Linked DNA regions of Homo sapiens: region 2 is linked to region 1. A link is an interaction called in ENCODE POLR2A ChIA-PET data of the cell type or tissue named here. Cell type or tissue: PC-9. All regions are shown on one strand.

What was found. Peaks named below come from ENCODE experiments on the same cell type or tissue, not always from the same donor. Only the 100,000 strongest peaks of a DNase experiment are listed, where the experiment ranks them.
Region 2: POLR2A ChIA-PET joins it to region 1 with 10 read pairs; 3 of 35 experiments call an interaction of 5 or more read pairs at or near these places.

What each region holds. Positions count from the first base shown.
Region 1 is chr1:44,785,819-44,788,318 of GRCh38, reverse strand. BEST4 (bestrophin 4) reads left to right here and starts at 149. Exons shown (of 9, transcript NM_153274.3): 1 at 149-765; 2 at 853-947; 3 at 1,623-1,856; 4 at 2,091-2,245. The coding sequence starts at 614. RefSeq lists enhancers at 921-1,606, 1,608-1,697, 1,607-2,292 and a silencer at 1,818-1,947. In PC-9, CTCF peaks have their summits at 1,842 and 2,041; no DNase peak of the experiment used is centred here; H3K4me3 peaks cover 327 bases.
Region 2 is chr1:45,265,504-45,268,003 of GRCh38, reverse strand. No RefSeq gene overlaps it. Among named protein-coding and RNA genes, the nearest start is that of LINC01144, 37 kb to the left of the region's middle. In PC-9, no CTCF peak of the experiment used is centred here; no DNase peak of the experiment used is centred here; H3K27ac peaks cover 824 bases.

The sequences.
Region 1 (2,500 bases):
CAACCCTACAGGGGTAAGGAGACACACCCAGTTCCCAGCACCAGGGGAAGCTGGATGACAGCTTCAATCCATCAATGATAGGCCTCAGTCCAGCCTAACTTTATGGACTGCAGAGGTACTTAAGTCTGTGGGGGTTGAAGTCTAGCCCAGTTCATCTTCCACACGGGCTGCTGCCCAGAGCAGGTAGGCAGGTATGGGATGGGGGTGAGAGTGCCCTGGGCCCTGGTAGTTCTAGTTAATCAGCTTCCAAAGCAAGGCCCCAAGGAATAGCAGTGGATTTGGGCTGGAGCTGCGTCTCTTGTCCGCAGCAGTTCAGGATCTGGTTATCCCTAGCCCTGCAGGCTGAAGAGGAGCTTGAGGAAACCTCATGCATGAAGGGACACAGATCTCAGTTCTACCTTGTCCAACTCTAGCCTGGCTTTGCCCATGTACTGCTCAGTTCTGCAGGGGGTGGGGTGTACTTTTCTGCTCTGCAGGCTCCTACCCCCTTGTCCACTGACGCAGGGTGAAGGCTGGGGTGTGTGAGACCAGAGTGGAAGGGAGGTTGTCTGGAGAACTAAACGACAGCCCTGGGGGCAACTCTTGTGACCTCCTGCCCCAGGCTCCCAGCACCATGACGGTTTCATACACTCTCAAAGTGGCGGAGGCCCGCTTCGGAGGTTTCTCTGGCCTGCTTCTCCGCTGGAGGGGAAGCATCTACAAGCTCCTCTACAAGGAATTCCTCCTCTTTGGGGCCTTGTACGCTGTGCTTAGCATCACCTACCGGTAAGGGCAGGGTCTTAGAGCTGGCGCAAGTGGGGAGACTGGGCCACCCACCTCCCTCTAACCCAAGCCTACACCTGCCTTCCCCAGGCTGCTGCTGACCCAGGAGCAGAGGTACGTGTATGCTCAGGTGGCCCGGTACTGCAACCGCTCAGCAGACCTCATTCCCTTGTCCTTTGTATTGGGTAAGGCTCCCTTCTAGTTTTCCCTGTGTCCCCCTTACTGTGTTCCCTGACCTCTGGGTTGGGTTGACAGCTCCGAGGGTCAGAATTACCCAACAGATGGTGTGGTGACACACCTGCAGTCTCAGCTACTCGAGAGGCTGAGGTGAGAGGATCGCTTGAGCCCAGGAGTTCCAGTCCAGCCTGGGCAATGTAGCGAGACTCTGCTAAAAAAAAAAAAAAAAAAAAAAAGAATTACTCAACACGGTGGCAGAGCCTTCCTGGTCAGCCAGAGCAGGCCCAGCAGGCACAGGAGCTGGGTGCTGGGTCCAGGACTTCCAGAGGGCAGGGCCCTATCACTTGCCGGACCCTCACTTCCAGCAAGGCACAAGACACCTGCTGGCCTCACAAGCCCACCCTGGGCACTGCAGGGGAGCTGGACAGAGGTGACAACCCCTTCCCCACCCTCCTGGGAAGCAGTCTCCTGGCTTTGAATCCCCACTTTCCCTCTGCTGAAGGAAGTTTGCCCTCCTCCCTCCTCCTGGCCTCGCACAGCAGGGCACTGGAGCTGAATGTTTCCTTCCCCCTGCCACGATTCAACTGGCCTGGACCAGGCCCTTTGCTGGGGGAGGTGAGGCGCTCCGACCCCCAGGCTCTCCACTCTCCCTTCCTACTCCCTCTATCACGGCGGCCAAGCAGGTTTCTATGTGACTCTCGTGGTGAACCGCTGGTGGTCCCAGTACACAAGCATCCCGCTGCCAGACCAGCTGATGTGCGTCATCTCGGCTAGCGTGCACGGCGTGGACCAGCGGGGCCGCCTGCTGCGCCGCACCCTCATCCGCTACGCGAACCTGGCGTCCGTGCTGGTGCTGCGCTCGGTCAGCACCCGCGTGCTTAAGCGCTTCCCCACCATGGAGCACGTGGTGGACGCAGGTGCGCCGCCCGCCGGGAGCCTCTGGGGGTCCGGCCCACAGCCGGATGCAGGTGGCGCCTGGGAGAGTCCTGGGAGCAGGGGCCTCCAGGGAAGGGTCTGGACTGCGACAGGAACGCGGAACCGCGAGTCCTGGGACAGCCGGTGGACGCGAGGGAGGGGAGCCAGACGGCGGAACAGCAGCCTCCCCTGGCGGCAGAGGGTGCAACTGCACCCCACCTGCTTTACCCCCTCAGGTTTCATGTCCCAGGAAGAGAGGAAAAAGTTTGAGAGCCTGAAATCCGACTTCAACAAGTACTGGGTCCCCTGCGTCTGGTTCACCAACCTGGCGGCCCAGGCCCGGAGGGACGGGCGAATACGTGACGATATCGCTCTCTGTCTACTTTTGGAAGTGAGTGGGCTCAGGACCAGACCCATCTGCCCTCCTCCCTCTAATTTTAAAGATGAATAATAATTTTAATACCTAACAGTTGTATGGCATCAGCTGTGTACCCCAGCCTTTTGGAAGCCCTGTACCCATGTTAACTCATTCATCCCTTACAGCAACTCTTGACATAGGTACTATCATCCTCCTTGCACAGATGTGGAAACTGAGGCACAGAGTAGAAAAGAAATTTGCCTAAGTTACACAGCTAGTTAGCAGAGC
Region 2 (2,500 bases), 480 kb before region 1:
ATATGGCTTATTCTGTGACCAGCTCATTCATCATCTCTTCCAATGTCATTATGGTGTGACTTTCTGAAATGCAGAGACTGAAAAGTTAAACTACGTTTCCCAGGTTCCTTTACTGTTAGAGTTCTAAATGAGACTTAGGTTCCTTCAAACAAATGCATTCACATGGGACCTGAAAAGGAACTGGGCTCCTAATAATTCCCTCATACAGTATATGGTAATTTCCCCTACCTGCAGACTCACCTTCCCCTACCCACAATCTATATGGTTCCAGGAGAGAGTTTTAGGAATCCATCTTTCTGGTCCCAATGGTCATAGAGCTGTTTGGTCTGGACCTGGAAGTGCAAGTGATGGCTCCCTAATTTGGCAGGAGCTTCCTGAAGTGGAAGAGGTGGCATGATTTCAGAAAGTTGGTGGCTACTGGGTGTTAATCCCTGATTCAGCTGGTAGTTTACTATTCTTAGTGGGAGCAGCAGCTTCCTTTACAGCTCAGCTCTAGAGTGTGGCTTTGAGAGTTGTTTCTGGAAGACTGGCCTACAGTTTCTCCAGCCCATCTAATCATACTGTAAGCCATTTAATATCTTGCATTACATCCATTTCTTTTTTTTTTTTTTTTTTGAGACGGAATTTTGCTCTTTTTGCCCAGGCTGGAGTGCAATGATGTGATCTCGGCTCACTGCAACCTCCACCTCCTGGGGTTCAAGTGATTCTCCTGCCTCAGCCTCCCAAGTAGCTGGGATTACAGGTGCCCACCACCATGCCCAGCTAATTTGTTGTATTTTTAGTAGAGATGGGGTTTCACTATGTTGGCCAGGCTGGTCTCGAACTCCTGACCTCAGGCGATCCACCCACCTTGGCCTCCTAAAGTGTTGAAATTACAGGCGTGAGCCACTGTGCCCGGCCACAATAAATCCATTTCTGTACAAAGGAGTAGTAATTTTTTTTTCCCTCTGCCACTGAAACCTAACCCAAAGCAAGGGACTAGGAGGTCCTGTACAACTGACATGATTTATTACTATGTAGATTATTAGAATACAGATGTAATTTAATATTTATGAAATTTCACATATTCTATTGTCAGGGCCATCCAGCTTCAAACAAAAATATATGCTCCTGCAACATTCTACAAATTGATTTTTCAAAAAATCCTACCAAATTTAAATTCTATTGAAGTATTCTTTTATTGTTTTCTAGTGCCATTAGGACTGTGGTTTGCATGCAACAGAATTATACTAGATTTAAGCAAAAGAAAAATGAATTTATATAAGGATACAGGTCATCTCATGAAACTCCAGGGCTAGGAAGTGGTAGAACCTCAGGAATAACCTGGAGCCAAGGATTGCAGTGCTAAAGAGAACTTAGGAAGCCCTCTTGCCAGCTCTCACTCTTTCTCTCTCCTTCATTCTTTCTCATTACTAACTGTAAGGAATACGGCTGTGCTTTGGTCAAAAATAGGCCAAGGTAAACATCCAGAGTGACTCAGCGAGTTTAGAGTGCAGGCGTATAACTCCACTTGTTATCACAGCCATGTAGCCATAACATGGGAAGGCCATTCCTTGACTCTAAGCCACTATTGTCTGTAAAAGGTATAATTGCCCTGATAACACTGTACAGGCATGCTGGAGCCAAGAGAAAGAGAAAGAGAGTCAAAGCTGTCCATCTTTGCAGACAGACAGAGGGGAGCCAGGACACAGCTTGGCTTGCTTGTGCCCAGAGAGAGTTTAGCTGCTGACCCTGAAGGCAAGGGAGAGCCAGCCACGCAGCTGTGTGTGGGAGCCGCCGGACTAAGCAGCCAAGACAGGGCGGACAGTGTGAGAGAGCTGTTGATGAGAGCTGCTGCTGAATAAAATCATCTTTCACCTGCTTATGGCCCCCCTGGGTGTTCTTTCTGCTCATCCACCCACTCCCCTCATACCCCAGCATGACAATTGGCGTAGTTGTGAACTTGACACTAGTGTTCTCTGTATCCTAATCCACTGGCTTAAAAAAAAAAAAAAGCCTCTAGGCCAGACGTGGTGGCTCACACCTGTAATCCCAGCACTTTAGAAGGCTGAGGCAGGCAGATCACTTGAGCCCAGGAGTTAGAGACCAGCCTGGACAACATGGTGAGATCCCTGTCTCTACAAAAAATACAAAAATTAGCTGGGCGTGGTGGCATACACCTGTGGTCCCAGCTACTCAGGAGGCTGATGTGGGAAAATTGCTGGAGCCCAGGGGATCGAGGCTGCAGTGAGCTGTGATCATGCCACTGCACTCCAGCCTGGGTGACAGAGCAAGACCAAATCTCAAAAATAAATAAATAAACCAAAATAAAAGGATAGACAGGTAGACTGAGGCAGAAATCTCCCAGACTCAATTCCAGAGTGTTGAGGAAAGTCCATGAGTAACCAGCTTCAGTCTGGTGCCTAGTTCAGCCAAGCTGCACAACTCTAAAGGGTGCCATTCATCTAAACCTCTAAAGGATGCCATTCTATGAAATAGTGCCCCTGGTGCATATTTTACA